Regions from separate parts of the Homo sapiens genome. Here region 2 is linked to region 1. A link is an interaction called in ENCODE POLR2A ChIA-PET data of the cell type or tissue named here. Cell type or tissue: Panc1. All regions are shown on one strand. Each heading gives the region's core, and the rest is flanking DNA. Links, peaks and the distances in the headings are about the cores only. Region 1 has its middle 18 kb from the start of G6PC1. Region 2 holds the start of RAMP2 (receptor activity modifying protein 2).

Region 1 (7,010 bases), core at 614-3,113:
TAAACACAGCTATTTGAGTATATAAAGTAGATAGCAGTTACAAGGTAGATCAGCCAATGGGTTTTCGTTTTGCAGCAAAAAGTCTTCGTAGTTTTGTCCCTGTGCACAGGAAAATGTGAACGCTCGCATCAGAGTTTGGAGACTTTGAGGACTGCAGAGCTGCAAAGACAGGCCGGGTGCTAAAACCTTCCTGGAATCATTCCACTGTCTGCTGGAAGATCAATCTCCAGGCATTGCTCAGGGCTCACCACAACAAACCAAGTGGAAGGGACCTACTTTTTCAAAGAAGGAGGAAGAAATTAGATTTCAGAAGCCAAATAAATCAGAGATGCCAAAGAAACATTTACAGAAAAGTAACACTGACTCTTCAATTACTATTACAGAATCAGGCTGCAATGTAGACCTCATTTCTACAGAAGAATACTCACACATTTTTTGTTGTTTTTTTTTGTTTTTGTTTTTGTTTTTAAACGTGGAACACAAGAATTCAGAATACGAAACTGAACAGTCAGATCAAGAAACTAAGAGGACATTGAATCAAGGAACTGTAAGAAATAGGAGGTGGATAGATATTTGCAGCAAGCTTTAGGGGCTATATCGTATTTTTAAAATAATATATCCTGGGTATGAATTAATATTTGACAACCAGGAAGCAAGGAAACACACAGTGGAATGAACTATTATTAAAGTTTACACATGATTTAAAGTTCACTTTGCTAATAAATTCTTACCTTAACAACTTCATTAGAGGCTGGGCGCGGTGGTTCACGCCTGTAATCCCAGCACTTTGGGAGGCCAAGATGGGTGGATCACCTGAGGTTAGGAGTTCGAGACCAGCCTGGGCAACATGGTAAAACCCTGTCTCTACTAAAAATACAAAAATTAGCTGGGTAGGGTGGTGGGCACCTGTAATCCCAGCTACTTGGGAGGCTGAGGCAAGAGAATCGCTTGAACCTGGGAGGCAGAGGTTGCAGTGAGCCGAGATCACGCCACTGCACTCCAACCTGGGTGACAGAGAGAGACTCCATCTCAAAAACAAAACAAAACAAAACAAAACAAAAACAAAACAACCTCATCAGAAGGCTATTTGACCTGGGATTTTTTTTTTCCATTCTCAACCTTAACTTGGACAGTGAGAAACAATTAAATTAGGATCTTTTTCATTAGTAACAAACAGAAATTAAAATGGGAGTGTGTACCAACAGTATTGGACATGAGTTTTACAGCAATGAGAGAACAGAGAAGTATGTCATCTCTTCCACCTTCTCTGAAGAAGTGCAATCCAAGCTGAGAATCATTAAGCACCAGTGTTAGGCAGAGTTTGTCTTAACTACGTTCTTTGTTCATCTGAGAATGTGTTTTGTTTTACTCTTTCCTCTCCCTGGTGATTTAACAACAATATGAAGTACACCCAGAGCCTTTTTTGGGGAGAGCAGTTTATTTACCAAACTAACAATAGGTGGCTCTCTGCCAGCCCTGCCCATTTCCCCCTCACTCTTTGGCTAAGACTCTCAATCTGGCTGCACACTTTATCCTGTATTTAACCACGTGCACATCTGTGGGTACCTAGTAACATATTCAGCTCAAGGTCTCTACAAGAGGGCCGGAGTCAAGAGTCATTTTACTTATGTAAACTGAGATGGGACAACTCCAGTTGTTTCAAAAAGTAGACCTGATGGGAGGGAAAGATTTTGGAATTTAGAGTGACAAATCTACTTAAGACAGACCTGAGCTGGGTGCAGTGGCTCACGCCTATAATCCCAGCATTTTGGGAGGCTGAAGTGGGAGGATTGCTTGAGCCCAGGAGTTTGAGACCAGCTTGGACAACATAAGTAGACCTCATTTCTGCAAATACATACCAAAAAACCTCCAAAATTAGCCAGGCATGGTGGCACACACCTGTAGACCCAGATACTCGGGAGGCTGAGGTGGGAGGATCACTTGAGCCTGGGAGGTTGAGGCTGCAGCGAGCCATGATCGGGCCACTGCACTCCAGCCTGGGCGAGAGTGAGACCCTGTCTCAACCAACAACAACAGAGCGGGTTGAGTTCAGCTATCTCCTAACTAGAGGATAAATTAACTCACCAGTTGATGAAATCTTTACATTTGGGATCATTTACCCTTTGGAAGTTCCTAGAAGCTGTGCAGAGTATCTTATAGCTGTGCAGAGCACAGGTGAAAAATGAGAAAGGGCATAGTTCTGGAGATAACAGTTGGTGGCTGCTGTAGCTAGTGAGCCTGCTGACAAGGCTCAAAGAGCCAGATCAAAGACCAAGGCTGCTGTGTCAGCTTCTCCCCGATCGACACTAATACCCATCAGGACTCAGGGCCTCACCTAAGGCTCCTGCACCGAAGAGCCCTTTGGAGGCTTTGGTGCAGGGGTGTCCACAGTGGTTTCACAACAGTCTGTAAGGAGAGATGACGCCCCTGTCATTCCATTGCAGTCACTGTGTAGGGAACAAATGGACTGGCAGGAAAGACCTTGGCAGTTTAAAGATCTAAGTGAAGAGAAACTGACTTATGCCACCCAGCTTGTTAAATCAATTAAGCCAAATTACATCTCTCAAAAGGCTCATTTGAGTTAATGGCCAGGGTGGATCAAGCAGGGATCAGTGGCAGCATTGTCAATCAGCCGGGGTAGAAGGAGATTAGAATGAAAGATGGAGTCGAAAAGATGACATTGGTGCCCTCAAAGGTGGCATGCCTCTGTCAAGAATCCCGAAACAGTTCACAATGGAGAGAAAGAAATTTGATTTTCACTATTTTTTTTCCCCACAAATTCCTGTTTGTTTTTTTTTGTTTGTTTTTTTTTGCCACCCAGGCTGGAGTGCAGTGGTGCAATCTCAGCTCACTGCAACCTGAGCCTCCCAGGTTCAAAAGATTCTCCTGCCTCAGCCTCTCGAGTAGCTGGGATTACAGGCATGTGCTACCACGTCTGGCTAATTTTTGTATTTTCAGTAGAGACGGGGTTTTGCCATTTTGGCCAGACTGGTCTCGAACTCCTGACCTCAAGTGATCCACCTGCCTCGGCCTCCCAAAGTGTTGAGATTACAGGTGTGAGGCACTGCGCCCGGCCCCAATTTTCATTCTTTTTGCCTCTGGAGAGAGAGGAAGGAGCACAGAATAATAAAGGATTAGAATCCCCAGTTCTGTGATGGAGCAGAATGAGACCATTCCAGTGTTGAAGCTGAGTTGAACTGTTCTGAGGGCAATAATTATGGAATGAGAAGAGCAGAAGAAGAAAGTGAGGAGGTGGCAGAAAGGAAAGTATTGAAAATTTGCTGGCTGGAAAACTAGCTTCTTGCTAAAAAAAACCCCAAACCCCATAAACACACCCAGCTGTTCCTGGTTGTAGTTAGTTATTACCCTGTGTCCTGGGGAGACTTAACGAAAGTAAAAGAAGAAAGAAACCCATAACATAATTAGGAGAAGGCCACTTCAAACACAATTATTCTAGCTTTGCCTTTAATTTGGTTAATAAGCCCTCAGTCTGGCTCAAATAATCTGACTGTACTGTTTACATATGTCTTTTACTTCTGTTTCAACAGCTGCATGTTGACACAGCAGCCCAAATATACGCAGGAGACTGGCAGAGAGGAGACTGCTCTTTGCTGAGAATCAAGAGACCTGTGAACATGTTAGTTACGTGACTTAGAGGCACCATTTCACCTCTCTTGGCCTTCATTTCTATATTCATGAAATGAAAAATGTTTTTGAGTAGAATTTATAGTGAGCAACTTTCTTTTTTGAAATAAAGGCCAACTCAGGACAAATAAAAAATATTTATAGACTTCTTTCTTTTATTGAGAAGAGCAGCCCAGATGCAGCTTTATTTTTATGTATTTATTTTTTTAGAGGCAGGGTCTTGCTCTGTCACCCAGGCTGGAGTACAGTGGCACAATCATGGCTCACTGCAGCTTCACCCTCTCAGGCTCAACCAATTTTCCCACCTCGTCTCCTGAGTAGCTGGGACTACAGGAGCACACCATAATGCCCGGCTCATTTTTTTTTTTTTTTTTTTTTTTTTTGAGACAGAGTCTCACTCTGTCACCAGGTTGGAGTGCAGTGGCAAGATCTCGGCTCACTGCAACCTCCGCATCTCAAGTTCAAGTGATTCTTCTGCCTCAGCCTCCCGAGTAGTTAGGACTACAGGCACGCACCACAATGCCCAGTTAATTTTTGTATTTTTAGTAGAGACGGGGTTTTACCATGTTGGCCAGGATGGTCTCGAACTCCTGACCTCAAGTGATCCGCCTCCCTCGACCTCCCAAAAGTGCTGGAATTATAGGCATGAGCCACTGCACCCGGCCTAATTTTTATTAAAAATTTTTTTTTTTGTATAGGTAGGGTCTTGCCATGTTGCACAGGCTGCTCTTGAACTCCTGGCCTCAAGCAATCCTACCTGGACCTCCCAAAGTCCTGGGATTACAGGTATAAGACACTATGCCCAGTCCAGATGCAGCTTTGTATTTTATTTGTTTGTTTGTTTGTTTGTTTTTGAGATGGAGCCTCACTCTGTTGCCCAGGCTGGAGTGCAGTGGCGCAATCTCAGCTCACAGTAACCTCTCAGGTTCAATCGATTCTCCTGCCTCATCCTCCCAAGTAGCTGGAACTACAGGCATAAGCCACCACGCCCGGCTAATTTTTGTATTTTTAGTAGATACGGGGTTTCACCATGTTGGCTACGCTGGTCTCGAACTCCTGGCCTCAGGTGATCCACCCACCTCGACCTCCCAAAGTGCTGGGATTACAGCTGTGAGCCACCAGGCCCGGCTGGATGCAGGTTTTTCATCTTTCTCCCTGAAATTAGACTTTGAGCTTCGAATTGCCCATCACTGGACTAGAAAAATCACTAGTTTTCCCTCTGGATTAATGAAGGTCTTGGTTCCCTGATGGAAGTGACTTTTGTTGTCTGCTTCTTCATGCCACTTCTAGTCAATTATTTCCTTAACCATATAACCAGAAGGCTATTTAGCCAGAGTGTTTCCTATTATCAAGGAGACACTTGAAAAACTTTTGCATACAAATGGTATCGTCCTATCTTATTCACACAAACAGGCCTTACAGCCTAGTTCAGCAGTTACTGCAGAGTGAAGTCAATGAATATTAATAATTCAGCAGCTGAAGTCATGGTTTTCAGAAAACAAGTCAGCAAATTTTGACAGGTTGCAAACAATGAGTCAATTAATTAGGGCTGGAATTTCAGATATGCAGACATGTCTTCAAATGTAACGTTCCCGGAATGCCTGTTGGAATAACAAAGAAATTGGCAACGCAAGTGGAGGAGTGCGCTGAGAGTTCCTCACGTAAAATCTGACCACCTGGTCGGGTGAGTGGCTCACACCTGTAATCCCCGCACTTTGGGAGGCTAAGGAAAGAGGATCACTTGAGCCCAGGAGTTGGAGACCAGCCTGGGCAATATAGTGAGACCTTGTCTCTACAAAAAAAAAAAAAAAAAAAAAAAAAAAAAAAAGCCAGGTGTGGTGGTGCGTGCCTGTGGTCCCAGCTACATGGGAGGCTGAGGCAGGAGGATCACTTGAGCCTGAGAGGTCAAGGCTGCAGTAAGCAGTAATGGTGCCACCACACTCCAGCCTGGGCAACAGAGAGAGACTCTGTCTCAAAAAAAAAAAAAAGGAAAAAGAAAAATCTGACCACCTAATCGGTCTTCCTTTGAAACCTTTCCAAAGCATAGAAGTAGATAAAGTTATGATAAAGGGTATGATCCTAGGAAATCAAGAGATGATAAAACCAAAAATACTGTAAAACTTTCCTAACTAAGCCTTCGGGAAAACAGTCTGGCAGTTCCTTAAAGGGTTAAATATAGAGTTCCCACATCTCCCAGCAATTCCACTCCTAAGAATGTACCCAAGAGAAATGAAACTATGCAACCACACAATGACTTGCACACAAATGTTCATAGCACTGTTATTCATAATAGCCAAAAAGCAGAAACAAGCCAGTTATCCATCAACTGATTAACAAATATTTATTTATCATTCATTCATTCATTCATTCATTCATTATTTGGAGACAGGCTTTTGCTCTGTTGCCCAGGCTGGAGTGCAGTGGCTTACTGCAGCCTCCATCTCCAAGGCTCAAGCCATCCTTCCCACCTCAGCCTCCTGAGTAGCTGAGACTACAGGCATGTGCCACCATGCCCAGCTAATCTTTTATTATTTGTAGACACGAGGTCTCCCTGTGTTGCCCAGGCTGGTTTTGAACTCCTAGGCTCAAGTAATCCTCCTGCCTCAGCCTCCCAAAGTGCTGGGATTACAGATGTGAGCCACCATGCCTGGCCTGATAAACAGATAAATAAAATGTGGTATATTCATACAATGTTATATATTCATACAATGGAATATTACTTGTCCATAAAAAGAAATGAAGTACCAATATATGTTATAACACAGATAAACCTTGAAAACATCATGCTAAGTGAAAGAGGCCAGACACAAAAGGCCACATATTGTAGGAGTCTATTTATATGAAATGCCCCAAATAGGCAAATCTATGAGACAGAAAGTAGATTAGTGGTTGCCTAGGCTTGAGTGGGTTGGAGTGGAATGAAAACCCCTGAATTGTACACTTTAAATGAGTGAATTGTATGGTATTGTGAATTATATCTCAAGCTGTTATACAGCTTTTTTTTTTTTTGAGATGGAGTTTCACTCTTGTTGCCCAGGTTGGAGTGCAATGGTGTGATCTGGGCTCACTGCAACCTCTGCCTCCCCGGTTCAAGCAGTTCTCCTGTCTCAGCCTCTCAAGTAGCTGGGATTACATGCATGTGCCACCACGTCTGGCTAATTTTTTGTATTTTTAGTAGAGACGCGGTTTCACCATGTTGGTCAGGTCGAACTCCTGATCTCAGGTGATCTGCCTGCCTTGGCTTCCCAAAGTGCTGGGATTACAGGCATGAGCCACCGTGCCCGGCCTTGTTATACATTTTTTTTAAGGTGTTACAATTTTGTTAAAAATCAAAAACATGGCTGAGTGCAGCAGCTCATGCCTGT
Region 2 (12,834 bases), core at 4,648-7,147, 160 kb after region 1:
TTTTTTTGAGGTGGAGTCTCGCTCTTTCGCCCAGGCTGGAGTGCAGTGGTGTGATCTTGGCTCACTGTAACCTCTGCCTCCCGGGTTCAAGCAATTCTCCCTGTCACAGCCTCTTGAGTAACTGAGATTACAGGCACCGCACCACGCCTGGCTAATTTTTGTATTTTTTAGTAGAGACAGGGTATCACCATGTTGGCCAGGCTGGTCTCGAACTCCTGACCTCAGGTGATCCGCCTGCCTCGGCCTCCCAAAGTGCTGGGATTACAGACGTGAGCCACCATGGCTGGCCTTTGACACTCCTTTATTCTTGTTCTGCTATTACATCTCTGATCTTCCCTCTGTCCCTCTTATTTGTTTATTTATTTTTGAGATGGAGACTTGCTCTGTCGCCCAGGCTGGAGTGCAGTGGCATGATCTTGGCTCACTGCAACCTCCACCTCCCGGATTCAAGCGATTCTCCTGCCTCAGCCTCTCCATTAGCTCTCCAGACTACAGGCGCCCGCCACCACGCCCGGCTAATTTTTTGAATTTTTAGTAGAGATGGGGTTTCACTGTGTTAGCCAGGATGGTCTCAATCTCCTGACCTCGTGATCCGCCTGCCTTGACCTCTTAAAGTGCTGAGATTACAGGCGTGACCCCACCACGCCCAGCCTATTTATTTGTTTTTTTGAGACAGGGTCTTACTCTGTTGCCCAGGCTGGAGAGTGCAGTGGTGTGATCTTGGTTCACTGTAGCCCGACCTCCCAGGCTCAAGCGATCTTCCCATCTCAGCCTTTTGAGTAGCTGGGACTACAGGCATGCACCACCACACCCGGCTAACTTTTAAAATTTTTGTAGAGATGGGTTTTTGCCATGTTACCCAGGCTGGTCTCGAACTCCTAAACTCAATCAATCCTCCTGCCTCAGCCTCCTAGTGCTGGGATTATAGGCATAAACCACTGCACCCAGCCCTTTTCTCATTCTTTAAGTGTGATGTTTCCTAAGAGTGTAACTCAGCCTTCTTCTTTTCTTTTCTTTTTCTTTTTTTTTTTTTTGAGACCAAGTCTCGCTCTGTTGCCCAGGCTGGAGTGCAGTGGCATGATCTTGGCTCACTGCAACCTCTGCCTCCCAGGTTCAAGCAATTCTCCTGCCTCAGCCTCTCTAGAAACTGGGATTATAGGCGCACACCAACATGCCTGGCTAATTTTTGTATTTGTGGTAGAGACAGGGTTTCATCATGTTGGCCAGGCTGGTCTTGAACTCCTGACCTCAGGTAATCTGCGCACGCCTTGGCTTCCCAAAGTGCTGAGATTACAGGCACGAGCCACTGCTCCCGGCCAGCCTTCCTCTTTTCAATGAACCATTCTGTCTTAGAGTTCTCATCTATCTAATGGCGTTACGGCGCACTTCCGTGCAGGAGACTCCCACACCTATATTTCCAGACCCAACCTCTTTCCACTCCCATCCCCCCATTTCTAACTCTCTGTGGAACATAACAGCTTGTTCCACTGTTACCTTATAATTGTACATTCTTTTCTTCAGGACAGTTCTTCCTCCTCAATGGCTCTTTTCTATTATTACTGCCATAATTGTCCTAGTAACTCAAGTCCAAAGCCTGAGTCACCCCTAACCTCTCCTCTCCCTCAGCCCTGGCCTCTCCCTCCTGTTTTATCCAAGTCCTGCTAATTTCCTCCCTAGGGGAGAGAGTAGAAAGGGAGGTGAATTAGGAAATTATTGCAATAATCTAGGCTTGAGAAAATGAGGACATGGAGCAAAGGAGTGTTGAATGGGGAAGTGGACAATATGCCCTAAAGATATTTTGAGTTTTCACCTGAAATAAAGGTTTGCTTTATTTCCATGAATGCATCTGTTTTCCCTAAAGATATATCTACTCCCTTCATGGCATGTATTTGCCTTCATGCATTTCATGAATATACATCAAGGGTCTGTTGGTATTTTTTTTATTTTTTTTAGAGACAGGGTTGCCAGTGGTGGAGTGCAGTGGCCCAATCATACCTCACCATAACCTTGAATCCCTGATCCTCCCCACTCAGCCTCCCAAGTAGCTGGAACTACAGACATGTGCCACTACATCCAGCTGAGTTCTTATTTGTTTGTTTGTTTGTTTGTTTGTTTTTGAGACAGAGTCTCACTCTGTTGCCCAGGCTGGAGTGCAGTGGCACGATCTTGGCTCATTGCAACCTCCGCCTCCCAGGTTCAAGTGATTCTCCTGCCTCAGCCTCCTGAGTAGCTGTGACTACAGGTGCATGCCACCATACCCAGCTTTTTTTTTTTTTTTTAGACGGGGTCTCACTCTGTCGCCAGGTTGGAGTGCAGTGGCGCAACTGCAACCTCTGCCTCCTGGGTTCAAGCGATTCTCCTGCCTCAGTCTCCTGAGTAGCTGGGACTACAGGCGCGTGCCACCACACCCGGCTAATTTTTTGTATTTTTAGTACAGATGGGGTTTCACTGTGTTAGCCAGGATGGTCTCAATCCCCTTACCTCGTGGATCCACCCACCTTGGCCTCCCAAAGTAGTGCTGGGATTACAGGCGTGAGCCACTGTGCCAGCTTTTTTTTTTTTTTTTTTTTTTTTTGAGACAGAGTTTCGCTCTGTTGCCCAGGCTGGAGTGTAATGTTGCGTTCTCAGCTCACTGCAGCCTCTGCCTCCCAGGTTCAAGCGATTCTCCTGCCTTAGCCTCCGGAGTAGCTGAGATTACAGGCATGCACCACAACGCCCAGCTAGTTTTTGTATTTTTAGTAGAGATAGGGTTTCACTATGTTGGCCAGGCTGTTCTCGAACCCCTGAGCTTAGGTGATCTGCCCATCTCAGCCTCCCGAAGTACTGGGACTACAGGCGTGAGCCACCGCATCTGGCCTAATTTTGTATTTTCAGTAGAGATGGAGTTTCGGGCTGGGCGCAGTGGCACACGCCTGTAATCCCAGCATTTTGAGAGGCCGAGGCAGGTGGATCACCTAAGCTCAGGAGTTCGAGACCAGCCTGGTCAACTCAACATGGTGAAATCTCCCGTCTCTACTCCAAATATAACAGTTAGCTGGGCATGGTGGCACATGCCTGTAGTGCTAGCTACTTGGGAGGCTGAGTCACAGGAATCGCTTGAACCAGGGAGGCAGAGGTTGCAGTGAGCCAAAATTGCACCACTGTACTTTGGCCTGAGCGACAGAGCAATGCTGTGTCTCAAAAAAAAAAAAAAAAAAAGAGATGGTGTTTCGCCATGTTGGTCTCAAATTCCTGACCTCAAGTGATCCACCCACCTCAACCTTCCAAAGTGCTGGGATTACAGGCATGAGCCACCTCGCCCTGCCTGTGTTTTTTTTTTTTTTTTGTAGAGACATGGTCTCACTATGCTACCCTGACTAGTCTTGAACTCCTGGCCTCAGGTGATCCTCCCACCTCAGTCTCCCAAAGCGCTGGGATTACAGGTATGAGCCACCACATCTGGCCTCTTCCTCCCGTTTTTAATCCTATCCTCTACTTTATAATTATTTTCCATTACCCCATTCAACACTCCTTTGCCCCATGTCCTCATTTTCTCAGGTCTGGATTATTGCAATAATTTCCTAATTCACCTCCCTTTCTACTCTCTCCCCTAGAAGAACGTACTCCAGCTATGGCCTAGTCATCTACCAACTCTGCAGTCACCCTCCTGTGATCACACCCCTTGTGATCTTCTCAGCCAGATGTGATCCCTTTTTCCCTCACACTCAGATAACATTTGGTTTGTATCCCTAGCATGATTCTCATTACACTTTTGTTTTGGTTTGTTAATTTGTACACGTCAACTTTCTCACTAGATGAAAGCCACTGAGGGCAGAAAACCAGACTCTATCTAACCTATCTTTCCAACATAATACACCACACAGTGTCTTTTTTGTTTTGTTTTGTTTTGTTTTTGAGATGGAGTCTCACTCTGTCACCCAGGCTGGAGTGCAGTGGCGTGATCTTGGCTCACCACAACGTCTGCCACCCAGGTTCAAGCAATTCTCCTGCCTCAGCCTCCCGAGTAGCTGGGATTACAGGCGCCTGTCACTGCAACTGGCTAAGTTTTGTATTTTTAGTAGAGATGGGGTTTCACTGTCTTGGTCAGGCTGGTCTTGAACTCCTGATCTTGTGATCTACCCGCCTCAGCCTCTCAAAGTGCTGGGATTACACTCCCAAAGTGCTGGGAGTGCGTGAGCCACTGTGCCCGGCACACACAGTGTTTTATACCAGCAGGTCCTTGATGTATATTAATAAAATGCATGAAGGCAAATACATGCTACAAAGGGAGTAGATATACCTTTAGGGAAGACAGATGCATTCATGGAAATTAAGGAAACCTGTATTTCAGGTGAAAACTCAAAATATATATACTTTTTTTTGAGACAGAATCTCGCTCTGTCACCCAGGCTGGAGTGCAATGGAGCGATCTTTGGCCCACTGCAACCTCTGCCTCCCAGGTTCAAGCAATTCTCCTATCTCAGCCTCCTAAGTAGTGGGACTACAAACACACACCCCAACGCCTGGCTAATTTTTGTATTTTTAATAGAGACGGGTTTCACCATATTGGTTAGGCTGGTCTCGAATTCCTGACTTCAGGTGATCCACCAGCCTTGGCATCCCAAAGTGCTGGGATTACAGGTGTCAGCCACCGCGCCCGGTCAGAAAACTCAAAATATTTTTAGGGAACATATGTGTGCCTAGAAAAACAGATGCACCCTGAGAGATGTGTGTCTCAGAGAATGAATAGGCATGTTCCAGGAATCATACAAGCATATATGGAAAAGGCAGGATACCCCAAGAAATGGACATGCATGTACTCAAGAAGGCAGATATTTCAACAAGAAGGAAAGTCCCTAAAGAGGCTCGGGGTGCCACAAGGAGTAAACAGATGTATCCATGGAGAATAAAGTTGTTTTGGAGATATTTTTGGAGACCTGGCAGTTGTGTCTGATGGAGAGTTGAAGGTGTAGGTTACCTGGTAAGAAATGGGCCTCACTATCCAGGGAACATATAGGTGTGTTCATATACAGCAATGGTGACTTGTAGAGAGGGGCTGGGTATGATCCTAGAAAGTAGGAAGGTATCTGAAGAGAGTGTTGTTTGTCTCAGGAAGCTGATAGCGGGGTCCAGCTAAGAACTAGTGGTTGTGCAGGCACAGCAGGCTCATGCTTGTAATCCCAGCACTTTGGGAGACTGACTGGGGAGGAGCACTTGAGGCCAGGAGTTCAAGACTAGCCTGGGCAACACGGTGAGACCCCATCTGTATAAAAAAACTTAAAAAAAAAATTAGGCCGGGTGTGGTGGCTCGTGCCTGTAATCCCAGCACTTTGGGAGGCCGAGGTGGGTGGATCATGAGGTCAGGAGATCGAGATCATCCTGGATAACACAGTGAAACCCTGTCTCTACCAAAAATACAAAAAATTAGCCGGGCGTGGTGGCGAGCACCTGTAGTCCCAACTACTCTGGAGGCTGAGGCAGGAGAATGGCATGAACCAGGAGGCAGAGTTTGCAGTTAGCCGAGAGCATGCCACTGCCCTCCAGCCTGGGTGACGGAGCAAGACTCCATCTCAAAAAAAAAAAAAAAAAAAAAAAATTAGCTGGGCATGGTGGCTCACGCCTGTGGTCCCAGCTACTTGGAAGTCTGAGATGGGAGGATCCTTGAGCCCAGGAGGTCGAGGCTGCAGTGAGCCATGTTTGTGCCACTGAACTCCAGCCTGGGTGACAGAATGAGACCTTGTTTCAACAAACAAACAAACAAACAAACAAACAAGGAACTAGTGATTGCTGTAGAGATGGCAGTTTTCTGACCCCAGGGTCCAGTGCTCCTCAGCCTTGAGCTTCTTCCAGATCAGATACGTCTTCTGGTTGCTGGCTTTAGTGGACACCAGGGGGCAGTGTGTTGCTAGGCTGCAGGCCACACCCAGTCCAGGACAATGTAGGATGAGGGCAAGGGACATGGAGAGGGGTGGTGAACCTAGTAAAGGAAGCCCCCACTGCTTTCTCCCTCAATTGTGAGGGCCTTAGGAATGGATTCCTGTTGCTCAGTCAGGGTTCCTCTTCCCAGGCCCTGTGAGTAAACTGAAGCATGAAGAAGAGGAATAGTCAGGGCTCCTGGGCAGCCTCCTGCTCCTCTTGCAGGAGTCACAAGCAGAGATTCCTCCCTTGCCCCTTCCCCCACACCTCCCCAGTTGCAGGCCCCCAGCTGCTGTCCAGACCGGAAGGGAGTCTCTTCCTGCTTGTTTCCTGGAGCCGAGTTTGGATATAGGCAGGAAAGGCCCGCCTGGGAGGAAAGAATATAGGGGTGTGACCTTCATGGAGGCAGGGAGCAGGGGGGCAGGTGAAATGAACAGAACAATGGGCCATCCAGATTTTTCCAGTTCTACTACCCAGGGCTGAGGGCCTGTGGCAGTGGCAGGGAAGGACACAGGTTCCACTGAAATGGGGAGAAGGACATTGTACAAAAAAAAAGTTTTATTTTGAAGATTACAGAACTTGTGCCATGACCCCACCTGGCTTCCATTCCCAGCAATCCAGGGATCTGTGGTGGGGATGAGAGTGAGAAAAGGGAGTAGGAGGGGAGGAGGGAGGCCTGGTGGGGGTGGGGAAGTGGAGTAACATGGTTGTTGAGAAGCTCGTGGCCCCCTAGGCCTGGGCCTCACTGTCTTTACTCCTCCATACTACAAGAGTGATGAGGAAGGGGATGAGGCAGATGGGGGCTATGATCATGGCCAGGAGTACATCCTCTGGGGGGTCAGAGAAGGTGGGCTGCACCAGGGAGCAGTTGGCAAAGTGGATCTGGTGAGTCTCAAAGATGATCCTCTCTGCCAAGGGATTGGGGAAGCCCAGGTCAAACAACTCTGCAAAGTGCTCCAGGCAATCTCGCAGGGTGCTATAAGGCCTAGGGGCAGAAGAGGACTTGAGTGAGAGAGGGGGTGGACCCAGGGAGAAGAGTGCCCCACTCTCACTCAGGGTCTACCTGCAATGAGCAGGTCCACCCCCTGGCCTGAGCCACCCTCCATCACTGCCCCTACCTGCTAATCATGGCCCAGTCGCACCAATCCTTTTCGATAGGATCCATTTGATCCTTATAATGATTCCAGCAAAATTGGACAGCTGTCTCATAGTTCTTCACCGTCCCCCCTGTAGGTACAGATGCTACACAATGACCACACCCCTACCCCTCCCTACAAACCCTCCTGCCCAGGTGCTTGCAAGGTGAACTGCCTGTCTTCAAACGTGGGAACCCTTCAGAAAGTTTCCCTAGCAAAACATTCTGGCTGAGGACAGAGTCCCAGCTCAGGAATCCTATAATGACTTCCATGTGCTAAGCACTTTCCATCCCAGCCTGATAAGAACTTCCACGTACACCTTTTCCTGGGGTCTTCTCGCCCACTTGTGAGGTGGGCAGCTCAGAGCCGTGCAGGGGCTTTGTAGGAGGACAGGGAGAAAGACCACGAGGAACCCCAAGAAAGAACAGAGGGGAGTGTAGTGGGGCATCAGCTGGGGTTGGGCAGGCCTCGTGGGAAAGGAACCCTCCCCACTGAACTTGCTCTCGTCCTTACCCTCGGCCACCCTTCCACACCCTGGGTACCCACCTTCTGACCCTGGTGTGCCTGTGGTGGGAAGAGGCTGAGCCAGGGCCTCGTGGGGATTCAGGACAGCTGTGGGAAGAAACGGGAGAGGAGGGTAACATAGCGGGGACCCCGGCAGTGGAGCCTGCGAGGGGGGTTGGGGGACTGAGACCCTCCGAAAATAGGCTACCTTGGAAGAAAAGGAGGAATAATCTAGCCCCCACGGACGCCTCAGTGCCGGGGAGGGAGGGGCTGGCACCAGCTCCTTGTCACTCACACCCAGGCCCAAAGCCCCCTCATCTCTGGCCAGCTTCCGTCCTCCTAAGCCCTCTTCGAGGGGCCGGGGCCAGCACCCCAGCTTTCCCTGGGTGGGAAGCAGCTCATGCTGCGCCCGCCCCGAGGTGGGGTCAGGGACCGTCCGAGGGCCAGTGCTGCTAGGTACGTCGGTCCTAACCCGCACCCCAGGGCCCGTTCCGGCCTCGGCCATCCAGCCCCTCTCCCCTCTCCCCTCTCCCCTCCGGGGCCTCTCGCGCCTCCCGCCCGGGCCTCGGGGCGCCGCGCTCACCGCCCAGCAGGAGGAGGAGGCGGAGCGCTGCCGGCCGCCCGACTCGGGTCCTAGGGAGACGCGGGCCGCCGGCGCGCTCCACCCGGAGCGAGGCCATCGTGCAGCAAGGAGGCGAGGAGCGGCGGCGGCGCTGAGCCGGGCCCGGGTGTGGGGGCGCCTATATCCCCAGCCCAAGCTGCAGGAAGCCGCGCCGCTTCCTCGGAGGGGCTGGGACGGCGGCGGCCACGTGGGGGGCGGGGGCGACGCTCGGGGCCCGCGGCTGGAGGGGGAGTCGCTGCCTCACCCGCGCCTGGCGCCCGCGGCTCCCTCCGCCTCGCCGGCGTTGGCCCACCCTCTCGTAGCTCACCCCGCGAGGCTGGACAGCTCCCGGAACCCCGGAACCGGGATCTATTTCGGGGGCTCGGCTGCGTGGCGCCCAGGACTCTCCAGGGTCTCCCAGGATCGCTCCCCGAATTCGAGTCGCCCCCTCTCTCTTTCGGGTCTGGAGGGGTCGGCAAGCTGCTCTCCCAGACGTGGAGAAGAGGGAGGGGGCTGGGAGCTCCAGCGGCCTCTCGACGCCGCTGCTTCTAAGGGGCTGTCCTGGGTTGTGGGGGAAGGGGCGCCTGGAGCTGAGCCATGCAGCTCAGGGTTCCTTATCCTATCCCTAGGAATACCAGCTGATGTCAGTCCGCCAGCCAAAACCAGGGAGGAGAAGCGGGAGCCAGCCCTCTGGAGTCGGGAGAAGGTCTGGGGAGTGGGGTAGAGGGGAAAGCAAAGTCCAAATACCTTCCCTTCAGACACCTCCTGGGGCCTAGACCCCACAAACCTGTTGTGGGGAGGGCAAAATACGATGACTACGTTCCCAGGAAGAAGGTGCCACAGCTCTTCAGGACCACGGTTGGGAGAAAGAATGGAGGGGTTTTAGAACCTTCAGTGTGCGACTTCATGTGCCAGGTGAGTGTAACACCATTTTACAGACCGAGAAGCTAAAGCTCAGGGCCAACAGCCCGGGATTTGAATTCAGAAGCTCTGGGTTCTAATTCTGTCTTCTTACTCCCCAGCTATAGAGCCTTGAATGACACGTTTACCTTCAGGACTTCTCATGTGAAATAGGGACATTCCCCTCCTCACTGTATGATGGCAGCTGTGAAAGGGCACTGCACTCGCTAAATGCTAGTTTCCTTTCCTCTTTTCCTAAGTGACTTATCTAAGGTCACACTGTTAAGGAAGCAGCAAGGCTGAGTCTGGGCCTCCGGGGGTCCTGACTTCAGCCACACCACAGCTGCTTCTTGTGTCCTGGGCCAGAGGTTCATTAGTCTGAAGCAGCTGAGGAGCCCAGGAGCTGGTTTGGCCATGACGTTCAAGTCCCAGACACAGCTGTCAGCACCAAACTTTCCTAAATTACTCCCAGACACTGACCCTTGGACTCAGCTGCTGCTGTTGTCCCAGTTTACTGATTCCTGCCCACCACAAATTATCTGTCCTGATCTCTCCTGAAGTCTTCATCTCAGGATCTCAAGCTCTTGGATCATGGGCACGGATAACCTGTTGTCCTCCTCTATGGTCAAGAGGCTGCTTTTGCAAAGAATCCAGTGGGAGAGAGTCAATGGCCTGCTTGACGTGAACTCCAAAGTCCTCCTGGTAAGGATCATTTCTACAATGATGCAGAAAAGAGCCATGCAGTCTCTGAGACATTTCAGGCTGGGACCAAATCTAGTCCTTCCTGCCTGCCTAGGATTGCTCCTTTCAAGAAGGAAGCATGGGAGATTTCTGAGTGATAAGATGGGAGGAAGGAGCAAGGAGGTGCAGAAAGCAAAACAAGCCATTTTCACTGGGTTGGGGCCAGAAGCACATGAGCCCACTATGGGTTAGGACTGGGGTTGGGGTCAAGATTAAAGGGGACAAAAGCAAATGTTAGATTTAAAATAGAGCCTGGGCAACATAGTGAAACCCTGTCTCTACAAAAAAAAAACTATAAAAAAATTTTTAAAAAATTAGCCTGGCATAGTGGTGTGCACCTGTAGTCCCAGCTACTCGGGAGGCTGAGGCAGGAGGATCACTTGAGCCCCAGAGGTTGAGGCTGCAGAGAGCTGTGATTGTGCCCTATCTCAAAAAAAAAAAAAAAGGACAATATGGCATAATGATAATGGATAATCATAACGGATGAAAGAAAAAAACTGATGAGGATTCTGAAGGTAGGTTCTGCCTCTGTCTTACTGCAAGTAACTTGAGCAGGTTATTTCACATCTCTGGAGCTCAAGATTTTCATATGTAAAATGGCCTTAAGATCAAAAAAGAAAATATAGGTAACTTGGTAGGAAGTTCCTATTTTATTTTTATCTTACTTTACTTTTTAGGAACAGGGGCTCACTCTGTTGCCCACATTGGAGTGCGGTGGAAGAATCATGGCATGCTGCAGTCTTGAGCTTCTAGGCTCAAGAGATCCTCCTGGTTCAGTCTCCCAAGTAGCTAGGACAGCAGGCATATTTTTTGTAGATATGGGGGTCTTGCTTTTTTGCCGAGGCTGGTCTCGAACTCCTGGCTTCAAGCAATCTTCCTGCATCAGTCTCTTAAAGTGTTGGGATTCCAGGCATGAACCACTGCACCTGGCCCTTGGGAAGTTTTATTTTTAGCCTAGGGTTGGGGTTAAGTTTGCATCATGATGTTGAGACCTCCAAAGGAGAACTTATTGTAGTCATTCCTGAGCTCAGGTGTCCAAACTGTCTAATTGGAGAATCTGGGAATTTTCTCTCGTTTTGATTTTCCTCTTCCACTTTTCCATGCCAGTTGGATGTTTGAATGTTTTTATCGACCTCTGAGAGCATCCGGGTAACTGAGGGTTTACTTTGGGGGTCTTTGGAGATGAATAGGGACAGGAGACCTCACCTTTCTTTTCCATGTAGCCATAGGAGATAGTCCCACGATCTGATGATCTGTAGCAATGGGTAGAGGAAGGGCCGTATTAGGAACAGAAGCTAGTTTCGTCATGGGAAGTCCCCTGTTTTCCACTCCTGAGGGCCCTCACATTCCCTTTCTAAGCCCCTTTCTGCTTTTGCTATTAAAAAATACAGTTTTTAAATTGCAAGTAATATGTAAGTATATACTTGTTGCAAAATATTTAACCCAGAAAACTTTGTATCCCCACTCATATCTCATTTCCCACATATTCTGGATTTTTTTAAAGGAAAGCATAAATGGGATTTGATACTCCTATTATTCAGTGACTTTTTTTTTTCTTGAGATGGAGTCTTGCTCTGTTGCCCAGGCTGGAGTGCAGTGGCGCCATCTTGGCTCACTGCAACCTCCGCTTCCCAGGTTCAGGTGATTCTACTGCCTCAGCCTCCTGAGCAGCTGGGATTACATGTGTACGCCGCCACATCCAGCTAATTTTTGTATTTTAGTAGAGACAGGGTTTCACCAGGTTGGCCAGGCTTGTCTTGAACTCCTGACCTCAAGGGATCCACCTGCCTTGGCCTCCCAAAATGCTGGGATTACAGGTGTGAGCCACTGTGCCTGGCCTCAGTGTCTTTTAAAAAATGTGATACTATTGCTGGGTATGCAGCTCATGCCTGTAATCCCAGTTACTCGGGAGCCTGAAGCAGGAACTTGAGCCCAGGAATTGGAGACTAACCTGGGTGATATAGCGAGACTCTGTCTAAAATAATAATAATGATAATAAAGAAGCCAGGCACAGTGCCTCACACCTGTAAACCCAACACTTTGGAAGACCAAGGCAGGAGGATCACTTGAAGTCAGGAGTTCAAGACCAGCCTGGGCAACATGGCAAGACCCTGTCTCTACAAAAAATAAAAATAAATTAGCCAGGCTTGGTGGCACATGCCTGTAGTCCCAGCTCCACAGCAGGCTGAGACAGGAGGATCCCTTGAGCCCAGAATTTTAAGGCTGCAGTGAGCCATGATCATGCCACTGCATTCCAGCATGGGCTACAGAGTGAGACCTTGTCTCCAAATAGAAAAAGAAGAAAGAAAGGAAGGGAAGGGGAAGGGGAAGGGGAAAAAGGAAGGAAAGGAGGGAACACTTAGTAACATGTCTTGGATATCTTTCCATGATACTACATATGTATGTATGCCTCTTTCTTTTTAACTGTACGTAGTATTGCCTTTAGTCTTTTTTTTCCTTATGTCCAGTGAAATCTAGGGGGTTTTCTTTGTTTGTTTTTTATTTATTTATTTTTGAGACAGAGTCTTGCTCTGTTGCCCAGGCTGGAGTGCAGTGGTGTGATCTTAGCTCACTGCAACCTCCGCCTCCCAGGTTCAAGCAATTCTCCTGCCTTAGCCTCCCAGTAGCTGGGATTACAGATGCCCCCTACAAGGCCCAGCTAATTTTTGTATTTTTACTAGAGACAGGGTTTCACCATGTTGGCCAGGCTTGTCTCAAACTCCAGACCTTAAGTGATCTGCCCACCTTGGCCTCCCAAAATTCTGGAATTACAGGTGTGAGCCACCGGGCCTGGCCTGGAAATCTAGTTTGTTTGTTTTTTTGGTTGTTTGTTTGTTTTTGAGATGGAGTTTCGCTCTTGTTGCCCAAGCTGGAGTGCAATGGTGCTATCTCGACTCACTGCAACCTCCGTCTCCTGGGTTCAAGCGATTCTCCTGCCTCAGCCTCCCGAGTAGCTGGGACTACAGGCGCCCACCACCACGCCCAGCTAATTTTTGTATTTTTAGTAGAGACAGGGTTTCACCATGTTGGTCAGGCTGGTCTCGAACTCCTGACCTC

Evidence for each region. ChIA-PET counts read pairs that join two places held together with the same protein. Peaks named below come from ENCODE experiments on the same cell type or tissue, not always from the same donor. Only the 100,000 strongest peaks of a DNase experiment are listed, where the experiment ranks them.
Region 2: POLR2A ChIA-PET joins it to region 1 with 12 read pairs; 7 of 35 experiments call an interaction of 5 or more read pairs at or near these places.

Annotation. Positions count from the first base shown.
Region 1 is chr17:42,915,585-42,922,594 of GRCh38, reverse strand. No RefSeq gene overlaps it. Among named protein-coding and RNA genes, the nearest start is that of G6PC1, 18 kb to the right of the region's middle. RefSeq lists an enhancer at 4,772-5,530. In Panc1, for the core only: no CTCF peak of the experiment used is centred there; no DNase peak of the experiment used is centred there.
Region 2 is chr17:42,756,643-42,769,476 of GRCh38, reverse strand. RAMP2 (receptor activity modifying protein 2) reads right to left here and starts at 8,250. Exons shown (of 4, transcript NM_005854.3): 1 at 8,119-8,250; 2 at 7,578-7,643; 3 at 7,014-7,122; 4 at 6,436-6,880. The coding sequence starts at 8,215. The coding sequence ends at 6,625. It overlaps RAMP2-AS1 (RAMP2 antisense RNA 1), which reads left to right and starts at 8,220. Exons shown (of 6, transcript NR_024462.1): 1 at 8,220-8,597; 2 at 8,766-8,842; 3 at 8,964-9,051; 4 at 9,597-9,738. RefSeq lists a silencer at 8,047-8,136. In Panc1, for the core only: CTCF peaks have their summits at 5,659 and 5,863 (motif pointing right); a DNase peak (open chromatin) is centred at 5,912.